Linked DNA regions of Homo sapiens: region 2 is linked to region 1. A link is an interaction called in ENCODE POLR2A ChIA-PET data of the cell type or tissue named here. Cell type or tissue: PC-9. All regions are shown on one strand. Links, peaks and the distances in the headings refer to the core of each region. The heading gives the core; the rest is flanking DNA.

Region 1 (15,749 bases), core at 7,750-15,749:
GGGTGCAGTCTTTGCCCAGAGCAGAGTTCCACCCTCCTCTTCAGTCCTAGGGTTCATACCTGCCTAGGAGTGCCTGTGGCTGCCATGGTATGTGAGTGTTTCCATGGCTGTGCAAGCTAGGATGGTAAGATGCCCTGAGGTCTGCGTCCAGAGCTGGGCAGCCTTTGTCCTATTTCCTGTTCAATGCTGCAGCCCTCACTCCCTGGTTCTGGTGTCCTGCTGGGCAAGTTGGTGACCACCAGCTCTCCAATGGTCTGGGATAGCTCCATGGCAAGGGAGGGCTTGCCCCAGCCCAGGTCAGCTATCCAGCTTTTTGGCCAGCTGGCAAGTCTGGCCAAGAAGACGTGCTGAACAGTGCTGAGCTTGCTCACTGGGTGAAAGGTGATATTATCATTCCTGCTGAGCCATCTCTTGGCAGCTCCTCAAGAGGGTGTGCTATCACAGAGAAAGGGAGCGGCTTTCAAGCATAGGCAGGGCTGCTTCTGGTCCAGCCAGGTGCCTTCTTCCCAGACAAGCTGAGTCAAGGACTTGCCACCAGCCGGGGCGCCCCGACTTACTTCCCACTTTGTCCTGAGCGTGCCGTGGCACTTTCCCAGCCACTGAAGTCATAGGCCCACGTGGAGTTACTAGAGCAGCATAGGGGGTGGGGGATGGGAGGGTGTCCTGGAGGGCTGGGGAAGGCCACCTTCACCCAATACTGCTCTCCTGCCCTACCTCTAGCCAGCCGACTTCCACTGGGTGTCCCAGGCAGTCAGTCATCTTGCCTCCCTGAGCCTTCATTTCACGGTCTGTGGAGTGATGGTGACAGTTGCACCTCACACTTGTATAGATAAATGTAGTCATGAGTAACCCATGTGAACTAAATGATGCTGTGTTTTACCCACGTAGGGGGAAGTTAGAGGCTATTCAAGATGTGGGAAGGGAAGGTGCCCATTCTGGTTAGAAGGAATAGAAGAATCTCACCCCTTTCCTGGCACTGGACCTGCCATGCCAGAATTTGGTGTGTTTCCCCTCCCTTCCCTGGAAGATACTTGGCAGTAGGTCCTCTGTGGTGGCTGAAGCAGGAAGGGGCTCCCGCACTTCGAGACCTCAGTCAGGCTGTCCAGGAGAATGTGTTTCTGACCGTGGTCCTTGGCTGTGACCCTCAAGCTTTGTACCACTAGCTGGAAGAGTAGATGACCAAGGTCGAAGTGGCTTTTTAATTTATTTTTATTTTTATTTTTAATTTTAGATAGGGTCTCAGTCTGTTGCCCAGGCTGGAGTGCAGTGGCATGATCATAGCTCACTACAGCCACAACTCCTGGGTGCAAGCAATCCTCTTGCCTTAGCCTCCCTAGTAGCTATGGCTACAGGTGTGTGCCAACATGCCTGGCTAATTTTCTTTTTCTTTTTTTTTTTTTTTTTGAGACAGAGTTTTGCTGTTGTCGCCCAGGCTGGAGTGCAGTGGCACGATCTTGGCTCACCGCAACCTTCGCCTCCAGGGTTCAAGCGATTCTCTTGCCTCAGCCTCCCGAGTAGCTGGGATTACAGGCACCCGCCACCACGCCCAGCTAATTTTGTATTTTTAGTAGAGACGGGGCTTCACCATGTTGGTCAGGCTGGTCTTGAACTCCTGACCTCAGGTGATCCGCCCGCCTTGGCCTCCCAAGGTGCTGTGATTACAGGCGTGAGCCACCGTGCCCAGCCGATAATTTTCTTTTTTTTAATTTTTGTAGAGTTGAGTCTTACGTTGCCCAGGCTGCTCTTGAACTCCTAGCCTCAAGCAGTCCTCCTGCATTGGCCTCTCAGAGTGCTGGGATTACAGATGTGAGCCACTGCTCCTGGCCAGTGGTGGTTCTTCTTATGGGGGTCACATTGCCTTGGCTACACATACATCTCTGGTGCCTTCTTGGAGCTCCTTTCCCTGCCATCAGAGCATAGCCCAGGCCTTAGAGCCTGCCTGGGCATCAGGCAAGTCATTTCTTTTCTCAGGCGGTGCAGTATGACAACCACTACACCAACACCAAGTACTGCTTGTGCCAGATGCTACGAGAACAGCTGGAGTCGCCCCAGGGAAGGTTGCTCCATGCTGCCCAGTCTTCCCGGGAAATTTGGTAAGAGGCACAATAAGATGTCCATCTGTCCTTGTACGCATTGCCCAAGTTTGACTTTGAGCCCTAAGCTGACTCCACCAGGGGACCAGGGACACAGCTTCTGGATGTAGATGTAGAGGAGTGGAGTGATGGTACAGCTTTGCCTCCCAGGAGGGGATTCTTTGAAAGCTTTGAAACGTCCCATCCCTGGACGGATCAGCAGAGCTCTGGGAACTAGGGTACTAGAAGGATAGAGGAATGCAAAGGAAGGGGATTTTCCATAAATGGGATAGTCACAGGCCAGGCCCCCAGGAACCAGTGGTCAGGAGAATTGGGCTGTAGCATGGAGCCTCTACCTTGAGCCTGCACTCACATCCATCACCCTGCAGTTTGAGAGACCACCTGTTGATTCTCTAGATCAGGTGCAGCTCTAGCTCAGATGGTTGACAGTTGAGGCCCTTCACAAGCTGGCCTAGCCACTGCCCCCACAGCTCCCTGTCTACCTGTCTGCTTCCAGAACTCCACACCTGTGCTTGTAATGGGTCGTCTGCCTGGAAGGCTCTCTCCCTCTCACGTGAGCTATCTGTAGCCTCCCTCTTACATAGATGCCTTTCTGAACCACTTTTGCCATTGGGGATCTATCTTCGTTTGAGTCTTCCAGCCTTCAAGATGTTTCCTAGAAGGGAAAAACCTTTGCCAGAGCCCTCTTCCCACCCTTGGCTTATGGCATTGGTTCAGTCCCTACCCCACATAACTCTGTAGCTCTGGGTGGTGCCTCAGTGTCAGCTGAGACCCATGTATAACTGCCTGTGGCTGGGCGGGAAGTGGGGAACCACTTAGTGGTCAGGCCTCTGTCTCTTCCTCCCATGGGCCCATGTGCTTGATCAGCATTGGTTAACTCAGTCACGGCTGGCTGGGGATACCATCTGTGTGCTTCCCCTCAGGAGAGAGGCTGCAGGTGGTGGGGGTGACCTTTACAACCTTTGCCACCCAGCCCAGCCTCCCTCCAGTGTCCACGCTTGGGTTCACATTCACTTTCCATCTTCCAGTCCACAGTAATCCCAGGGCTGGGCAGGGGGCACATTCTGATGGCCAGGCCCCGGTGGTGTTTTGGTGTATGTGGTAGAGGAGTTTCTCAGTGGTGGGGCCCTGGGGTCCTGCAGTACCCTGGATGCTGGCTCCGCTAAAGTGTTTGCTCTGATCTGCTTCTTCCTCCCTAGTGAGGCCTTTGGCCTTGGTGCCTTCTATGAGGAGACCACACAGGAGCTGGATGCCCAGCAGGCCAGGCTCTCAGCCAAGACTTCAGAGCAGACAGGGGAGCCAGCTGAAGATACCTCTGGTGTCATTAAGATGGCTGTCAAGTTTGACCGGTAGGTCTCCAGCTTGGCCTCAGCTTGGGCTAGGGCCAGCACCCTTGGGGTCCCACTGGGCCAGCACACTGGCTGCTGTATGTGCTTAATGTCAAACGTAGGGACCACAGGTCTTGTTGGTTTGGAAACTCGTTCTAAATTTTCAGCATCCCATAGAAGGTGCTTTCAGGGGAGATAGTCCCTGAAAGGCTGTCCCAAGGATAACTGAACTCTACTTTTTCCCTGATTTACCGCCTCCCACAACTCAGGGCAGGGGGGACTTGTCTCCTGTTCCTGAAAGTCTGTGCTTTTCCAAGGCCCTGAGGAACTGGCTCCTGGCATGAAGCTCCTCAAACAACAGCAGGACCCTAGCCCTCATTTGGCTCTGCAGCCCCTACCCACACCCAGTGCCCCTCACCAGCTCTGTGGTGCTCTCTCAAGCTGCTTACGCCTCAGATTGTGACTCAGCTTTGAATGGTGCCCTCCTCTGGGATCTGAGCCTTTCTCCAGTCCCCAGGACCAGACAGGAGCCAGTCTTGTCTGGCAGAGGTGTGGAGAGGGGGAGCAGGGTGGTGGGGAATAGCTGTTGGGCAGTCAGATGCCAGGGAGAGTTCCAGTTGGGAAGTTGGAATATGACCCCTCCCACCCTGTCACTGTGTCACCCTGTCACAGGCTGACTCTGAAACCAGATTCCAAGTGTCCATGGCTGCAGCAGATGATCATGACACTTGGCAGGCGGAATCAGGATGGGCGCTGAGCTAGATCCCCGAGACCATTGTCTGGCTACCTCCATTGCCCACCTCCACCCACTCCCTACTAATCTTGTCTTGAGTGGCAAGCTTCCTTCTTGGATGTTGAACATTGTTTTTCCAGTCTGGACCTCAGAGTACTGGGAGTTCATTCCCCCTTCCCTTACAATTTCTTGAGCATGCCAAAATTCATCTTCCCTTTAGGGAGAACCCAGGTCCAAGCTGCTGGTAGGACAAGAATGGGAGCCTAGGGGAGCAAGTACAGAAGCCTTAAGGCAGCAGCTCGGTGTCTCAGTTCCTCTCATTTCTGCAGCTCCTTTCAGGAGCTGAGTAGTGCCCTGGCTGAGGGAGGGAGCGGTGATGGTGGGTGACCCCAACTGCTTCCCTTCCTTTCCCCAGGAGAGCATACCCAGCCCAGATCACCCCTAAGATGTGCCTACTAGAGTGGTGCCGGAGGGAGAAGTTGGCACAGCCTGTGTATGAAACGGTGAGTTCCTGGCTGTGGCCTGCCCTGCAGCCAGTCACAGCACTCCCATGGCTTACACCCTCAACTCTAGATTGCCAGGCTGGAGCCTGGCCTTGACCTCTGTAGGCATGGAGAAGCTGCTGGTGGCCAGGTCAGTTGCTGATAGCCCTCCCCTCTTACAGTGGCCTGTTGTCCAGTTCAGCCAGACATCTCTCTTTTTTTTTTTTTTGAAACAGAGTCTAATTTTTATTTTTTATTTTTTAGAAATGTGGTCTCAGCCGGGCACGGTGGCTCATGCCTGTAATCCCACAACTTTGGGAGGCCGAGGCAGGTGGAACACGAGGTCAGGAGTTCAAGACCAGCCTGGCTAAGATGGTGAAACCCCGTTTTCCTAAAAATACAAAAATTAGCTGGACATGGTGGTGGGCGCCTGTAATCCCAGCTACTTGGGAGGCTGAGGCAGAGAACTGCTTAAACCTGGAGGCAGAGGTTGCAGTTAGCTGAGATCATGCCACTGCACTCCAGCCTGTCTCAAAATAAATAAATAAATAAATAAATGGGGTCTTGCTTTGTTGTCCAGGCAGGCTGGTCTCAAACTCCTGTGCTCAAGTGGTCCTCCTTCCTCAGCCTCCCAAAGTGCTGGGATTATAGGTCATGAGCCTTTTTTAAAAATTTTATTTAATTATTTAATTATTTATTTATTTTTTGAGACGGAGTCTCGCTCTGTTGCCTAGGCTGCAGTGCAGTGGCATGATCTTGGCTCACTGCAACCTCCGCCTCCAGGTTCAAGTGATTCTCCTGTGTCAGCCTCCTGAGTAGCTGGGATTACAGGTGGGTACCACCACACCTGGCTAACTTTTTTGTATTTTCAGTAGGGATGGGGTTTCACCATCTTCACCAGGCTGGTCTCGAACTCCTGACCTCAGATGATCCCCCGACCTCGGCCTCCCAAAGTGCTAGGATTACAGGCGTGAGCCACCGCACTTGGCCCAGACATGTTTTTGGATCAAGCCTCAGCCAATGGGGCACAGAATTGAGCCCCAGATGTGGTGCCCCTGGGGTGGAAACCATGAGATAGGCTTGCTTCACTTCCTTTGGTCCTTGCAGCCATGCCTTCCTTAGGCTGCTCTGCCTCATCTGGACTGGTCTTCTGGCCTCAAGGCTTATACCTTCTGGGGGTTGTGTCTGTGTCCCCACTCCCCCCCACCCCCACCACAGTGACTTTTCCAGAACAAATCTAACTTCTGTCTCCTCAAGTCAGCAGCTCCCCAGTATCTGAAGGATCAAGCCAGCACCTCAGCATAGAGCCTGAGACCCTTCCATGTGCCTCGCTCCTTCCAGTTTCATCCCTGCAGCCCTTTGCTCCAGCCAAGTCACCTGGTCCCTCTGCCACGTGTGCCTTCTCTGCTCCTAGCTTGTCCCTTCTCACCCTTTTGGCATCTGGTGACTCCTCATTTTGGGGACCTGGCCTATCCAGATGTCAGCAGGAGGCTCCATAGTCATGTGCAGCTAAGGGCTCTGCTGCGCTTTGCTTAGGTCTGTGACAGCTCCAGACACTTGAGGTCATTGTGTATTTGTGCCTTTCTCCACTGGGCACTTTTGCTTGGGAGGAGCATGTGATACAGGCAGCCTTCATTTGACTTAGGTTGGAAACACTTCCTTTTATCTGCCTTTGATTTGACCCCAGCAGTTTGGCCTACAGGGCTCATTTCTCTGGCCATGTGATTCCTTTTCTCTTTGTATCAGGTTCAACGCCCTCTAGATCGCCTGTTCTCCTCTATTGTCACCGTTGCTGAACAAAAGTATCAGTCTACCTTGTGGTAAGTTTCCTTATCATAGGAGAGGAGGCTTGGGGTGGGGCGGAGAGTGGGCATTCTGCCCACACATCCAGCATTGTCCTAGGAGGGTTGGGTAGATGGTATATGTGGGCAGTGGCATCCCTGGATGGTGACCCCTTACTCAGTCTTGTCAGAATCTGCCAAGGATGTGTAGAGTCAGGCCTCATAGCCCTGCACCCTGCCCCTCACCTTATTGCCCTCTGTCTGCTCAGGGACAAGTCCAAGAAACTGGCGGAGCAGGCTGCAGCCATCGTCTGTCTGCGGAGCCAGGGCCTCCCTGAGGGTCGGCTGGGTGAGGAGAGCCCTTCCTTGCACAAGCGAAAGAGGGAGGCTCCTGACCAAGACCCTGGGGGCCCCAGAGCTCAGGAGCTAGCACAACCTGGGGATCTGTGCAAGAAGCCCTTTGTGGCCTTGGGAAGTGGTGAAGAAAGCCCCCTGGAAGGCTGGTGACTACTCTTCCTGCCTTAGTCACCCCTCCATGGGCCTGGTGCTAAGGTGGCTGTGGATGCCACAGCATGAACCAGATGCCGTTGAACAGTTTGCTGGTCTTGCCTGGCAGAAGTTAGATGTCCTGGCAGGGGCCATCAGCCTAGAGCATGGACCAGGGGCCGCCCAGGGGTGGATCCTGGCCCCTTTGGTGGATCTGAGTGACAGGGTCAAGTTCTCTTTGAAAACAGGAGCTTTTCAGGTGGTAACTCCCCAACCTGACATTGGTACTGTGCAATAAAGACACCCCCTACCCTCACCCACGGCTGGCTGCTTCAGCCTTGGGCATCTTCATAAATGGGCTTGTGTCCTGGCATGATTCTACTCCCACCCTCTGTGCAGAGCTTGAGCTTTCCAAAGTGGATCTCCTGCCCATCTCTGTGGGTCTGGTAGAGGTGGGGAATGGGGTATCACTGGACTTGGGCCAAGTTAGGAAGGCCCAAGAAGCCCATTCTACTGATGGTACACCTGACACACTGGGCATCAATTGTATGTCCTGATGAGAGGTGATATGGAATCTGGAAGAAAGACTAGGGTAACTGGTGCTGCAGTAAGGGACTAGTCCAGTGGGGTGGGGAGTGTTGGTCTGATCCCCAGAGTCTCCAAGCCTGACAGCTGCCTGGAGTCTCAGACCTGATGAGGTGCCTGCTTTGGACAGTGGGGCACTGGAGGCGGCTGATGACAGCAATTTGGGGCCCTTATGTTTGGCAGATCACACCACACAGTCCCTCCCGTCCCCCGCCTTCCTCATCCCACTTGGGGCGGAAGGAAGTGGCAGATTCTCTTTAATTTCCTCCTGGCAGTGAGAAGCAAACAAACGGCTACCGCATCTCATGGGGCCTCCCCCGCTTACTGGGAGGGGCGTTCTGACCAAAGGTCCCTGCCCTGTCCTGCCCCCGCTTCCTCAGCTGTAAACATGCTGCTTCTCCTCCCTTTTTCCAGGCTCCATTGGGGAGTGGGGAGGGGAGGAGTCCCCTCTGGGTCAAAGCTGTATTTCCCACATCTCCCCTGTGTCAGAGCTTTACTGTTTTGTGGCAACTTTAACACAGGGTCAGGCACCTGTGCCAGCCAGCAGCCTCTGGCCCTGCTGGCCTCTGAGTCTAGGGTTTGGTGGGTGAGGCCTCTGTCTCAGTTCCAGCACCGCCCCCCTCCCCCCTGCCACCCACGCTTGCTTTTCTGTGTGCAGATAAGGATACCGCACTACCCACTGCCTCCCAGAGCTCATTGCTGTTTGACCTTGGGCAACTCACTTCTAGTCCTCTCTGTCCTGAGGGCCCTCCTCTTAGAGGGGATCCGCTGTCCTCTGCCTGTGTGAGGCTGGCTGGAGGACAGTAGGCTGGCCCTTTGATAGGACTCTGCATGGTTAATGGGGTCATTCCATGCCAGGCTGCCCTAACTGACTTCCCAGACCAGTGCTCCCCGAGAAAGGGCTCCACTCAGGAGAAAGACTGAGGCTTGGTCCAGTCTCAGCCACCAAGCTTTAGGCACAATTTATTTCTGATTTTTCTTCTTTTTTTTTTTCATAGAGATAGAGTCTTGCTATGTTGGCCAGGTTGATCTTGAATGCTTGGCCTCAAGCAGTCCTCCCGCCTCACCCTCCCAAAGTGCTGGGATTACAGGCATGAGCTACTGCGCCTGGCCTATTTCTGATTTTTCGTACTAAAAACAATCTCAATCAAAATGCCTCCTTTGGCTGGGTATGGTGGCTCACACCTGTAATCCCAGCACTTTGGGAGGCCGAGGTGGGTAGATCACTTGAGCTTGGGAGTTCAAGACCAGCCTGCTGGGCAATGTGCCAAAACCCTGTCTACAAAAAAATATAAAAATTAGCCAGGTGTGGCCGGGTGCGGTGCCTTACGCCTGTAATCCCAGCACTTTGGGAGGCCGAGATGGGCGGATCACGAGGTCAGGAGATCAAGACCATCCTGGCTAACATGGTGAAACCCTGTCTCTACTAAAATTACAAAAAATTAGCTGGGCCTGTTGGCGGGCACCTGTAATCCCAGCTACTTGGGAGACTGAGGCAGGAGAATGGCATGAACCCGGGAGGCGGAGCTTGCAGTGAGCCAAGATCATGCCACTGCACTCCAGCCTGGGCGACAAAGTGAGACTCTGTCTCGAAAAAAAAAAAAAATTAGCCGGGTGTGGTGGCACGTGCCTATAGTCCTAGCTACTCAGGAGGCTGAGGTGGGTGGATCACTTGAGCCCAGGAGGTTGAAGCTGCAGTGAGCCATGATGGCACTACTGTGTTTCAGCCTGGGCAACAGAGCAAGACCCTGTCTCAAAAAAACAACAACAAAAAACAAAAATGCCCCCTTTGCCTTTTCTTATACTCCAACTGGAACTGGTCAGACAGAGGCTGCAGTGCTGCCCGCCCCCACCAAGTCACTGAGTCCTAAGACCTACCTCCCCAGTGGAACTGGGCTTTGATCTCAGGCCACTTCTCCCACCAGTATGGTTTCCCTGGGGGAAGCCCCTCCTCTGGCAGGGTCAGGTTCATTTCTGGGCTCTGGGGAAGGAGAGGCAGGGATTCAGGTCTGCTATTAAGATAGAGGCTGTAATGTGGGGGCTTTGAGGGCCCTGGGAAGCACTGGGGAGAGAATCCTTTACAGGGGAGGAAGGTGGGGTGGGTCTACTATATATTCTGTGACTGAGGATGTCTGGCAGAGATCCTGGTTGGATATGTTAATCCTCAAATGATCTCACTTTAGCATACCTCAGTGTTGCCTTTCCTGGTCTCAAAGTGACCTGCCCAAGGATGGGACTGACTGGGGGGTGGAGGGGGACAGTCAGGCCTGAAAGCTCTGCCCATTGTTCTCACCATGTCCACCTTAAACTGGGCCACTTAGACTCCCAAACCTCTCCCTGGGCTAGTAGCCACAACACTTATCCATCCATTCCAGCCAGCCTGATTGAGGATTTCCCCTTAGATCATCACATTTGGGGGACAAATGGTTTTGATATGAGCATGAGAGGAAGGGATGAGTAAGGCTGGAGAGGGTGGCAGGTCTCTCAAAGGCCACAGCAAGAAGACTGGGCTGTGTGCAAAGAATCTCTTCCACCCTCAGTTCTGGATACTTGGGTCCTTCCAGTTTACTCTGCTCAGAACTCTTCCATGGGTCTCTTAAGTCTGCTCTCTGGACCAAGTCCAAACTCCTCAGCCTGGCATTTGAGGACAAAGTGCTGACCCTGTCTTCTCAGCACCCTGTGCTGACTTCAGCAACTAACTTTCTGAGATTGTAGTTGGCTGGTCTTATCCTCTCCTCCCAGATTGGGAGCTGCTCAAGGGCAGTCCTTGTGTCCCCTGTGGCTACCTTGGCATGGGTCTGGGGAGCAGGCACAGAAGAATCAAACCAGAGCTTGGGATGAGGGGGATGTTTGGCATGGAGAGGAAGAACTTTTCTAAACTCTGAATTTCCTCAGAGGCTCCTGTTTTGCCTAATGGGGAACAAGGGACTGGGGCAGGCTAAACTGTACCATCCCATGGCTCAGAGGGCACTGAAGAACTTCAACAATGGGTGCTTGGGAACAGTCCTGTGGCAGCTGATGATAATGATGGCTTTCCCTAATTCCCAGTCTTGGGTGGCATTCATACAGGAGAGAGTGGTTGTACAGTGACCCACATAGCCCTTGTCCACCCTGGGGTTCCACCTACTGCACTGGTCCTGTGGGCCTCCTGGTTTCACAGGGCTCTCAGAGGGCTGAAGGTGGGTCCAGATGACCTGCAGGAGCTTTGGAACTGCCTGAAGAAGAGCTCATGGGGGTACATACTGGCCCTAGCTGGGGCAAAGGGCTGAAAGAGTATGTACATATCGGTGTATGTGTGTGGTCAGGCCCCTTCACAGGCTGCAGAGTTCCCAGCCGTTGCTGACTTTCTTACACACATGGTGACTCTCTTCCTGCAGTTGGTGCCCATCCCTGTCCCAGCCCTCACCATTCCTTGGTGAGATCAGAAACCCTCCCTACAATGTAATCTGTTCTAAGTGTTCTCCAGGTGCTCAGTGGCTGGGAAGACAGATGCATAGCTGAGCATTTGATGAGTGGTTGAATTTTTCAAGCCATCTACAGCTTCTCTGTGGTCCCTTCCCAGTGGAGGGGCTGACCAGCCCAGGGTCTCCCTCCTGCCTGCTGTCTGGTCTGACTATGGCTGATCCCATGATTTAGGTGAAGTCATGTCTGGAGGGACTTCAGATGAGCTGGCCAAGCCTCTGGGACCTTATACTGTATCAGGATCCTGTTACATGTGGTACAAATAGGTGGGCCAGCAACCTGCCTGAGGCAGAGGGCTCTAGAGCTGATGTGGCATTTGGGCCCCAAGTTCCACACTCAGGCCCTCAAGGTTGGAGATTTGCAGGCAGGACAGGTTATTGGGAAGGATAGTCCACCCGTCTAATGCCAGTTGTTCCCTCTCCTTGACCACATTATCTTCTCCCTCTGACTTCATTCACCCCTGTCCCAGTTGAATCTAGTGATCCATCCAGAATTCTGACCATGTAAATCCCCTGCTCTAAGTCCTTCCACTGCTCCCTACTGCCGTCAGGATAAAGTCCAGACACTTTGCAGTGGCCTGCAGCATTCTGCCCACTCATCCGGCCCCACCTTAGGCTTCTGCCCACTGCAGGTTACTTTATGGTTATCAAGTCTTTGGAAATCTGTTCTCTGCCTGGAATGAAACTTGCTCACTTCTTGTCTGTCACTCCGGTTCCTACTAACCCCTGTCAAGGCCCTGCAGCTAGCAGGCTTATGAACTGTCTCTGAGCTCCTGGCACAACCCTCATCTCTTTGTACAGTAATTATAGATTTGCTGGTCCCCTCTCCCCTACCCCTGAAGGGAGACTTTATCTCTGAATCCCCAGGAACAGCACAGGTACCGGTACAAAACACTGGGCAGAAATGAAGCAATACAAGATGAACGTCTTGGATGCCCTGGACATTCCCTGTCTTCCTGACCCAAGGTCTAGTTTGGCTCCCTCTAGGGCTCCCTGGTAGCTCAAGTGTCAGTCCAGACATTGAGACCTCGGCAAAGAGCTTCCCTTTACCCTCTCTTCCCACTGGCCTTTGTGGGCGGTGTGGAATGTGCTGTAGGCCTTGCGAGAGCGGCATTTCTTTTTTTTTTTTCTCTCTTTTTTTTTAACCTATTGTAGCCTCTGAGAGGGCAGCATTTTTGGGCGCACCTGCACCCAAGCCTCTGACAGTGCCCTGGGTTCCTCCAGCAACGCGCATCTAGGGATGCTATGCCCTGTGGGCCCTATGCCCGGGGCACGGAGCTAGGGGAGGCGGTCACCCTACTTCTCTCACGTCCCTGTCCACCTTGCGCCTCAGCGGAGCCTTAGGTAAACAAGCCAGGCTCCCAGTCCCCAAGGACGGCCTTCACCCCAGACCCCAGGAGGAGGCGTCTTGGGCCATCTCGGGAAGGCTAGCTTGCTCGGGAGGGGCAGATCACGAAAACGGTTCTTTAGGCAGTGTCACTTCCTCTCCACTGCCAGCCACCCAATTTAGGCGGCTCCATCCCTCCCGCTTTCATGGATATGCAGCAGGATGCAGAGAGCACAGAGCTGTGATTGGCACGAGCTCACAACGGGCTTTCCCGCTCAATCTACTCAACTTCCAGCAAGGGACAGGCCCTGCCCATTGGGGTTCGCTGAGGCCTCAAACGCGCATGCTGTCAAGGGAGCAGCTGCGGGGGCCCGCTAGTGGGGACAAAGGCGCAGCCACCGGGGCGAAAGCTCCGCCCCGCAGAGGGTGGGCCTGCGGCGACCGCGAGCTCAGAGTCCGGACTTGTCGCGCAATCTGTCTCCTTCGGTTCCACCCCAACCTAGCTGGACTCTCGGTCCGGTCCCTGCCCTCTGGAGACTCAGCCATTAAAGTTGAGGTGGGGGGATGAGGATGTGGGCGGCGTCCAGGTAACTCTGAGGGGCCCTGATGCCTTCCCTAGAGCCAGCCATCAGGAGTAACACGATGCGCCCCCACATCACCGAACCCAGAACCTCAGTGCTTCAGCACCCCTTCCTCGACATGAGCTCCGCCCAATGAGGAGAAGGGTCTTCTGCATTGGCCGGTGGTGGTCCCCTATCCAATTAGAGAGGCTAACGGCCTTCTCTCGTCTGGTTTAGAAGGAATCGCCGGGGGAATACAGGCCAAACTACAATTCCCGAGAGGTAGCTGGGCTCTGCGGGGGGGGGGGGGGGGGCGCCTGCGTGTTCACGTGACTTCCTTCCTTCTCGCGGAGACCGAGTTACGCGATAGGCCTGTGAGGGGGCGGGGCCCGGCGCCTGTTCGCCGTGTTAGTGGCCAATCGGCAGCCAGGCAGGGTGGGCGCGCGTAGGGGGCGGGGCCGGGCGCGCGGCAGGGCGCGAGAGCGCACCCGCGGCGGCGGTGGCGGCGACTGTGGGGGGGCGGCGGGGAACATTGGCTAAGCCGACAGTGGAGGCTTAGGCACCGGTGGCGGGCGGCTGCGGTTCCTGGTGCTGCTCGGCGCGCGGCCAGCTTTCGGAACGGAACGCTCGGCGTCGCGGGCCCCGCCCGGAAAGTTTGCCGTGGAGTCGCGACCTCTTGGCCCGCGCGGCCCGGCATGAAGCGGCGTTGAGGAGCTGCTGCCGCCGCTTGCCGCTGCCGCCGCCGCCGCCTGAGGAGGAGCTGCAGCACCCTGGGCCACGCCGATGACTACTGCAAACTGTGGCGCCCACGACGAGCTCGACTTCAAACTCGTCTTTGGCGAGGACGGGGCGCCGGCGCCGCCGCCCCCGGGCTCGCGGCCTGCAGGTGGGTGCCGGGCCAGGCGGGACCGTGGAGCGACCCCGCTTCTCGCTCGCAGGATCTCTCGCTCCCTCCCTGTTCCCTTGGATGACCGGAGACCGATAACCCTGTGTGTGTGTGTGCGCGCGCGTGTGTGTGGTGAGTTAAAAACGGATTTAAATCGCTGAGGAGGCGTGTGGGTCGCTGCGACGTGGAAGTGGTGGCGGGCTTGGCTGGAAGCAAACTAGTGGGGAACTCGACTCCGGGACGATCGGGGTTTGGAGGCCCAGGGTCCGGGCTGCTGCCCAAGTGGCGTCTGGTTGTCGTTGCTTTGCCAGTGTGTTGCAAGGAAAATGTTGTCCCTGTGAATTGTTAGCGCACTGGGTTTTTCATCTATTCTAGGTCGTTTCTTGAAATTTTAGTTTGAAAGATGCTTATTTTTCAACGGTAGGACCCCTCTAAAAATCAGGCACGTGTTTTTTTAAGTCTACTTTGCTAGAAGAGTAATGCTTTCGAGTTAACGTCCACTCGTGCAAGTTTATGACCCACAATTAATTCGAAGTGTAACTGTAACGGGACTTTTCTGGAAACTGGATTTCCTTACTTGAATAAAGTGTTCCGGAAGATTTTTTTTTTAATAGTGGGTTGCTTTTTTCATAATTTTCCTAGAAAGTTCTAGAAGTCGATTTTTATTTAAAGAAAAATCTCTCCTTGGAAGATATTTTAAAGGAAATCTTGAATTGGGAAAGCTGGGCACCATCATGCTTGCAGGTCAGACCAATCAGGAAATAGAAACAGGATGACTGGGGACTTAGAGCTCTTTTGTGACCTGGTTTGGAATACTGTGGTTCATTAAGTTCAGTTTCCCTGTTACATATGCATACGAACTTCAAAAAGGAAATGGATAAGAGTAATCCCTATTTTTTCTTGCCTGGTATGAGGTGAATTTCTTAATGTTCATGTTTGATGTTCAGTAGACTGTTCTGTAGAGTTGCATTGAAAAAACATACCTGAACGTGAGGCATGAGGATTCTCTAGGCGGTACTTATTTTATCGGTCCTTTTAGTCTTCATATGCTAGATGTCTTTTTCACTGTAGTACATAATTTATAATAGTTATGTGTTGGCTGCGTTTATTTTCAATTCCATTAACATAATTTGAGCACCTATTACGTCGAACCACTCTTACGGACCCTGTAGTGTTATGATGAGGCAGAGGACTGAGGCTTTTCAAGGAGTTTGGGAAATAGTTGGAGGAGACACATAGTCCAAGTAATAACTGTACTACTAGGAAGTCTGTGAATGGTGATGCATTTTATAGTAGAGGAAGAAACAGGAAAAGTGGCATTTGTGGAGAGTGTAGCATTGAATTGTATCTAGATTATCGGGACTTGAAAGAAAAACAGCTTGTTTGAGTATTTTTATTGTAAAAGAGATAAACAGTTGATGATGTCAGCAGATTTTATTGGGCACAAACTTGATTAGAGCATATATACAAATATATGATCGATAAGGGTGTTAACCAAACATATGAATAATAAAGGAATTGTGTGACTACATAAGTAGGAATTGTATATACAACCAAAATACTGAATAACATTTCAAAGCTATGAAAAAATTTTTAATGATCTTTACCATACGCAAAAGCCATTTTGATATTAAAATAGGTCTAAAAGGAGTTATCTGTAACTTGATTTATAACTGAAATTTCAAAAGGTAAACATCAGCAGTTTTATTTGTCACATAAAGTCCACTTTAAAATATTTTAAGCAGGTAATTTTTTTTAAAGTTTTTTTAATATTAAGGCAAAATACATATGAAAAAACAAACCTTCTTAAAGTGAACAATTGAGTGCATTCAGTGTTGTGCAGCTACTGCTTCTGTCTACTTCTAAAACATTTTCTTCATCCAAAAGAAAACTCAGTACCCATTAAACAGTTGCCCCATATTTTTCCTTCCCTCCTCCCAACCCCTAGTAGCCACCAGTCTGGGATCTGTCTCTATGGTACCTCTTCTAGATATTTTATATAAATAGGATAATATAATATGTGACCT
Region 2 (8,000 bases), core at 1-8,000, 64 kb after region 1:
AAAAATTGATAAATTGGATTTCATCAAAATTAAAAACTTTAGCTCCGTGAAAGATGCTATTAAAAGGATGAAAAGACAAGCTACAGACAGGGAGAAAACATGTGCAAAGCATATATCTGTCAAAGATCATAGAATGTATAAAGAACTCTCAAAACTCAACAATAAAAACAGTTCAGTTAGAAAAGATGCCAAAGACATGAACAGACATCACCAGCCATTAGGGAAATGCAAATTAAAACCACATTGAGTTATCATTACATACCTATTAGAACAGCTAAAATAAAAAATATAATACTAACTGTTGTCAAGGATGCACAGAAACTGGATGCTTCATAAACTGCTAGTGAGAGTTAAAATGATACAGCCACTCTGGAATATAGTTTGTTAGGTTCTTAAAAAACTAAGCTTCCCTTATGCCCCACCAATCTCACTCTGGGGCATTTATAACAGAAAAAAAAAAACTTATGTTTACACAATAGGTATACTAATAATATTCGTAACAACTATGTATTATCATTATCATCATCATTATTTTTTTTTGTAGACACAGTGGTTCACCATGTTATCCAGACTGGTCTTGAACTCCTGAGCTCAAGCGATCCATCCACCTTGCCCTCCTAAAGTGCTGAGATTACAGGCGTGAGCCACTGCGCCTAGCCTCAACTTCATTTTTTTATTTTTTTTATTTTTTAGATGGAGTCTTGCTCTGTCACCTAGCCTGGAGTGCAGAGACTCCATCTCAGCTCACTGCCACCTCCGCCTCCCAGGTTCAAGAGATTCTCCTGCCTCAGTCTTACGAGTAGCTGGGATTACAGGTGCCTGCCACCACGCCCAGCTGATTTTTACATTTTTAGTAGAAACAGAGTTTCAACATGTTGGCCAGGCTGGTCCGGAACTCTTGACCTCAGGTGATCCACTGGCCTCAGCCTCCCAAAGTGCTGGGATTACAGGTATGAGCCACCGCACATGGCTGCCTCAACCTGATTTTTAAAAATTTTTTTCGTAGAGATGGCAATCTCACTATGTTGCCCAGGCTGGTCTACAACTCCTAGCCTCAAGTGATCCTCCCACCTTGGCCTCCCTGCCGTGGGATCACAAGCTTGACCCACTATGCCTGGCCTAACAACCAACTTTTCTTTCTCTCTCTCTTTTTTTTTTTTTTTTTGTGATAGGGTCTGGCTCTGCAGATTGCACATCACCCAGGCTGGAGTGCAGTGATGCGATCTCAGCTCACTGCAACCTCAGACTCACAGGCCCAAGCCGTCCTCCAATCTCAGTCTTCCTAGTATATGGGACTACAGGTGTGCGCCACCATGCCCAGCTATTTTTATGTTTTTTGTAGAGATGGGGTTTCACCATCTTGTCCAGGCAGGCTGGTTTTGAACTCCTGAGCTCAAGCGATTCATCCACTTCAGCCTTCCAAAGTGCTAGGATTACAGGCATGAGCCTCCACGCCCTGCTGCACTTTATTTTTAATAGCCCAAGGTTATAAACAAACCAAATACACGAATAAACTCTGGTGTATCCATACAATGTACTACCACTCAGCAATATAAAAGAATAAACTGTTGATACATGCAACAACTTGGACAGTTCTCCATAGACTTATGCTGAGTGGAAAAAAGTCAATATACTATATGATTCTATTTATGTAATATTTTCAAAATGACAGAACTGTAGAGATGGACAATAGATTGGTGCCAGGAAACAGGGTCAGGTTGAGGGGTGCAAATATGAAGGGGTGGCCCAAGAGAATTTCTTCATATCTTGACTGGGGTAGTAGTTATTTGAATCTATATATGGGATAAAATTGCATAAAACTATATACACACATACAAATGAATGCATGTAGAACAATGACAACTGAATAAGACCTGTAGTCTAGTTAGCAGTATTGTATCAGTGTCAATGTCCTGGTTTTGATACTGTGCTAACTACAGTTCAATATTGTGGGTATATGTACTGTATTATAGTTGGGGGAAACTAGGTGCAGGGTACATGGGGCTATAGTATCCCTTGTCTGCTTGGGATCAGAAGTCAGAAGTGTCTTAGATTTTGGATTTTTTCAAATTTTGGAATATTTCCAGAATACATACTGGTTGAGCATCCCTGATTCAAAAATTTGAATTCCAAAATGTTCCAGTGAGCATTTACTTTGGGTGTCATATCAGTGCTCAGAAAGTTTCAGATTTTGGAGCATTCTGGATTTTCAGATTAGGGATATTCAACCTGTAGTACATATACATACTATTTTTGCAACTTCCTATGAGTCTAATTATTTAAGAAGAATAAAAGTTTTAGCCAGGTGTAGTGATGTGATTCTGTAATCCCAGTTACTTGGGAGACTGAGGCAAGAGGATCACTGCTTGAGCCCAGGAGTTTAAGGCCAGCCTGGGCAACATAGCAAGACCTTGTCTCCCAAAAGAAAAAAAAAAAGGATTTTTTTTAAAAAGCTTATATATTATACAGTGGTAAGTTTTATTAAGGTATACATATTTTGAATCTTATCCCAAAAGTTACTGAAATTTGAAAAATGAAGTTTGTATTATTTTTTCATTTTTATGCATACTTTCATTTTAAGCAATTTATATTATAGAAATTTAATTTTGTATTTTTAGTATTTCTACAATGTGTTGTCATGGGTCTAATATATTTAGAGCCCATTCCCCCAACTAATCAGCAGAACTGATAATGGAACTGCTCTTATTGAAGTTGCTGTAGTCTGTCCTGTAGTGACCTTCAGGCTTTAACCCTCCAGCTTTAGTTAAATTAAGCAGGCACAGACCTTTGCTATGGAAACGATACAGAAACATAACAAACAACTTGGCTTACTTTCTTCTGCGAAGCAGAGGGTGGACTGAAGAGATTACTGATACTGGTGAAAGTTTTTAGAGACTAGTGTTAACAGTAGTAGTAATTTATTTATTGCCTACAACATAAATGCTTCTCTGGAAATCAGATGGGATAATAGTCTAATTAGTTTATTTGATCTTCCTTTAAAAGTCTCTCAGATAGAAAGGCATAGCCCTATTTTTCTTATGGTATTATACATCTGGAACAGATGTTGGTCAAAATATGTGTTATGAAATATATTCCCTTTGAAATCTTATATGAGTGATTACCTTCCCCCAACATCAGTTTATTTTATCAAAGTATAAAAAGCAAGTGGCTTATGACTTTGTGAAGCTCTTATACATGTCAGCCATCTAATATGACTAGGATTCTTTGGTATAGAGTACTTGCCAGTATGTTATTTGATATCTGGATAACTTAATAGGTAATAGCAAACTTTTTTATTTATATTCTCTATTTTAGATTTAACTACCTCATTTTGACGAGCTACTTTAATGCCTATAATTTTTTTGTTGGTTTTTTCTTTTTCTATATAAGAGCAAATTGCCTACAGTTCTTTTAGAAATAATGTATTGACTAACTTCATGAGTTATTTTGCTTCACCAAATTGTACTCTGTTATTCTAAAATTTATTCTTTCAACAATGATTGAATGCCTGTAATGTGCTAGGCGCTCTGCTAGGCTCTGGAGATAACAAGATGGATACTGTCCTCTTCACAGTGCTCACAGGCAAGTGGTAAAGTTGTTGCTGTTTATTTCTCCACTTGATGAACAGTTGGTCATGTAGAATAATTTGTTAAATTTATGATTAAACATGAAAGAGCAACAGGTATACCAAAAAGGAATGACTAATCACTGAATAGATGAATGTGAGGAAGTTGCCTAATCATTGTTAGCTTCAGATTATCTGTGAACTGAAAAAAAAAAAAAAAAAAAGACATATAGTCCACAGGAGTTTTTGGATGCAGTGAACTATAACCACTCTCTACCTTCATTTTTTTTTACCTCTGGGTATAAATCTGGATGAATCTCACGTGGCATTATTACTTACCCCATCTGCCGCCAGATAAACCAAAAGAGTAATGGCTGAAATTTGTTTTTGCACAGATACACATAAAATATATGCCCAAACTTTTCCAGTTTCCTTTTAGCTATTGATTTATTTAGGATTTATTTATTTATTTATTTAGAGATGGAGTTTTGCTCTTGTTTTGCACTCCAGGCTGGAGTGCAATGGCGCGATCTCGGCTCACTGCAACCTCCGCCTCCTGGGTTCAAGCGATTCTCCTGCCTCAGTCTTCCTGAGTAGCTGGGATTAGAGGCATTCGCCACCATGCCCGGCTAATTTTGTATTTTTAGTAGAGATGGGGTTTCTCCATGTTGGTCAGGCTGGTCTCGAACTCCCGACCTCGGGTGATCCACCTGCCTAGGCCTCCCAAAGTGCTGGGATTACAGGTGTGAGCCACCGTGCCTGACCTAGGCTTTATTTTTGTTATTGTGATGATATTGACATTTTATAGTTTTATGGAATAGTTTCCATAATTAAAGCTTTGAAATTTATTAATTTTACACTAAAATGTGTAAAAAAATTACAAATGAGAATACTGATAGATTTCTTGACTACATAAAAATTAAAATATTTACAGAAAATGGAAACATAAATGTAATAAATTGAACAGGTTTACTTTCACTAAACATAAGACAGCTGTAGCTTAAGCCTGCTGGCAGGTGAGAAAGAACCAATAAGCAAGCAGCACAAGTCATTTTGCATCTGAGAACTCTGGAAAGGTTCAGGAATTTGACGTACTGGATATCTCTGAAAGTGGGATGTGAGGTGAGACTGAAAACAAGAAGATTGGATAAAAAGTCTATAAAAGAAGGAGTTAAGACCGGGCACGGTGGTTCACACCTGTAATCCTAGCACCTTAGGAGGTTGAGGCGGGTGGATCATTTGAGGACAGGAGTTTGGGACCACCTGGCCAACATGGTGAAACCCTGTCTCTACTAAAAATACAAAAAAATTAGCCGGGCATGGTGGCTCATGCCTGTAGTTCCAGCTACTCAGGAGGCTGAGGCAGAAGAATTGCTTGAACCTGGGAGGTGGAGGTTGCAGCACCACTGCACTCCAGCCTGGGCAACACAGCGAGACTCCATCTTAAAAGAAAAAAAAATTAAATTGAATTTAAAAAGGACTTAAATTTCCCAGATGTTTCTTTCCTGTGTGGTACAGCCTAGTGATAATGCCTGTCTTACCCTGAGAGAATCTGGTGATTCTATAGAGAGAATGAAGTGGAGGTTCTAGATTCTAGGAGAGCTAAAGGCTAGGCTTAATGATCTGTTCTTAAAATGGGGTGGGGGCGGAAGGGAAGGCATAATGGAAGTCTGCATACTGAAGAGTGAGACCTCTGACCATTTTATTAGTTCCCACAATGCTTGCAATAGGTTTACTATGCTCCCTAGGCAGAAGACTGCAGGATGTGTTTTAGGCAAACTCACTGGTCCAGTAGAAGAGACCTGTAGATTCTAAGAAATAAACTTTACTTTTAACATGTTTAAATTACTGTTACTTTGGATTTTTGTTTATGCAGCCAAACTTAATCCTAATATAAAAGGCAATTATTAACTGTAACCAAATAAGTTGTATGAAAAAGGAAATATAATTAAAATACACTACAAGGCTGAGCTGCAAGTAACATGTATCCAGTTATAATGCAAACACTGAAAGTTCAAAAGATAATATATCTAACCTTGAAAAACATTAGGAAATAGCAGTATTAACATGTTCCTTAGAAATATGGAAGTAAGTTCCAAAAGAAACAGTGAAAAGGGTTACAAATGGTTCCCTTCTGAGGAGCAGAAATTGATCCAGAATTGGTGATAAATGGAAAACAAAACCATATTTATAACTTGTAAGGCAGACAAAGGGTTAATATGCTTAGTATATCTAAAGGGCTTGTAAAATTAATAATACTAAAATAGAAACAGAAAATGAGCAAATCATATAAACAGCCACAAAGGGGAAAAGTTGTCTGTGTAGACTATTACCACTTCTCTGTTCTTTGCTTTTTTGATAGGTTAGAAGTAGTTTTCTTATTTATTTGATATTTAATAAGATTGAGCATTTTTCCATTTATTTATTAGCTGTTTTTCCCTGCTTTATATGCTCTACTTATATCCTTTGAGAAGGGTAGTTGGAATTACGATTTGTCATCTTCCTTGAATCTGGAATTGTTTCTGCAGTATGAATTATAATAAAGAATCTTGCCCGTTGCAAAACATTATTATAAACCTTTGGTGGTTATATCCTGAGGTCTTTGTGCCTCTTTGGTTACAAGTCTTCTAGATCAGTGTCTCTCAGCTCTATCAGACCCAGCCCCACTCTCAAAAAAAGCCCCACATCCATTTTGTAATGCTACTTTATTAACTTGAAATGGAGATTTAAAGATAATACAATTAGGCCAGGCACAGTGGCTCATGCCCGTAATACCAGCATTTTGGAAGGCCAAGGCAGGAGGATCACTTGAAACCAAGAGTTTAAGACCAGCCAGGGCAACCTAGTGGGACTTCTATATCTAAAAAAAAAAAAAAAAAAAAAAAGCTAGGTTTGGTGGCACACTCCTGATGTCCTAGCTACTCTAGAGACTGAAGTGGAAGGATCCTTTGAGCCCAGAAACTCAGGGTTGTGTTGAGCTATGATTGTGCCATTGCACTGTAGCTTAGGTGACATAACGAGACCCTGAATCAAAAAAAAAAAGTGATATAATTGACTACACGTATAATTTTAAGAATATCAGTTATAATGCAGTACTATTAAGAGAAAAATAAATATATAAACTAAATTATAGTTGATGTGGTTTGGCTATGTCTCCACCCAAAATCTCATCTTGAATTGTAATCCCCATAATTCCCACGTGTGAAGGGAGAGGCCAGATGGGGGTAATTGAATCACTGGGGTGGCTTCCCCATGCTGTTCTCTTGATAGTGAGTTCTCATGAGATCTGATGGCTTTGTAAGTGTTTGGTAGTTTTTCCTGTATTCATTCTCCCTCCTGCCACCTTGTGAAGAAGGTGCCTTGGTTCCCCTTTACCTTCAACCATGACTGTAAATTTCCTGAGGCCCCCCCAGCCATGGGGGACTGTGAGTCAATTAAACCTCTTTCCTTTATAAATTACCCAGTCTCGGGCAGTTTCTTATAGCAGTATGAGAATGGACTAATACAGTAGTTTAAAAGTATGGCTGGGCATTGTAGCTCACACCTGTAATCACAGCTACTTGGGTGGCTGAGGCAGGAGGACGTTTGAGTCAAGGAGTTCAAGACCAGCTTAAGCAAAACAGTGGGACCCCATCTTAAAAAAAAAAAAGTTTCAAAGTGAAAAGCCTTGATAATGACTATAGAAGACACAGTGAAGTAGTTGGACGCTTACACATGCTTGATAATGACTATAGAAGACACAGTGAAGTAGTTGGACACTTAACACCTGCACTATCAGTGTGAGTGTTGCCAGGTACAAAGGCAGGCGTGTTGATCATCACCCTAAATTCCCTGAGTGGCATTACTGACAATGACATGATTTTTTGAAATGATGAACTCTTTACATGGTAAGTTGTACTCATGAAAAATTCATGTATCTTAAAATTGCATCTTTTGGGGGTATTAATATATACTAAGGAGTTCTAAGTTTATAAACATTTTCCTTATACATGAATGTCTGATGGGATATTCTCAAATTCTGTGAGATGTAGACTATTCACTTTGAAGAACTATAGTTATCCCATGTATTGAGATAAAGTTGAATCTCTGGCCCTTTCTCCTTAAGTATCTGTAGTGCACCCCACTTATCATGTTGACAACTAAACGCATCTTCACAACATTTAAAAAATGCCTCTGCTCCACCACCACCCTCCCCTGCAGAGGGTGATACTGTCCAAGTTAAGAAATACCATTCTAAGTCGGGCACAGTGGCTCACGCCTGTAATCCCAGCACTTTGGGAGGCCGAGGCAGGTGGATCACCGGAGGCCAGAAGTTCGAGACGAGCCTGGCTGACATGGTGAAACCCCGTCTCTACTAAAAATACAAAAGTTAGCTGGGCGTGGTGGCAGGCACCTGTAATCCCAGTTACTTGGAAGGCTGAGGCAGGAGAATCAC

Evidence for each region. ChIA-PET counts read pairs that join two places held together with the same protein. Peaks named below come from ENCODE experiments on the same cell type or tissue, not always from the same donor. Only the 100,000 strongest peaks of a DNase experiment are listed, where the experiment ranks them.
Region 2: POLR2A ChIA-PET joins it to region 1 with 14 read pairs; 11 of 35 experiments call an interaction of 5 or more read pairs at or near these places.

The regions. Positions count from the first base shown.
Region 1 is chr16:68,072,063-68,087,811 of GRCh38, forward strand. It overlaps NFATC3 (nuclear factor of activated T cells 3), which reads left to right and starts at 13,308. Exons shown (of 10, transcript NM_173165.3): 1 at 13,308-13,722. The coding sequence starts at 13,620. DUS2 (dihydrouridine synthase 2) reads left to right here. Exons shown (of 17, transcript NM_017803.5): 13 at 1,972-2,093; 14 at 3,293-3,442; 15 at 4,570-4,657; 16 at 6,383-6,456; 17 at 6,687-7,258. The coding sequence ends at 6,924. RefSeq lists enhancers at 3,260-3,369, 12,785-12,864, 13,915-13,974 and silencers at 13,145-13,434, 13,595-13,864. In PC-9, for the core only: no CTCF peak of the experiment used is centred there; a DNase peak (open chromatin) is centred at 13,209; H3K4me3 peaks cover 3,201 bases; H3K27ac peaks cover 1,100 bases.
Region 2 is chr16:68,143,986-68,151,985 of GRCh38, forward strand. All of the region lies in intron 3 of NFATC3 (nuclear factor of activated T cells 3), which reads left to right. Among named protein-coding and RNA genes, the nearest start is that of NFATC3, 63 kb to the left of the region's middle. In PC-9, for the core only: no CTCF peak of the experiment used is centred there; no DNase peak of the experiment used is centred there; H3K27ac peaks cover 1,022 bases.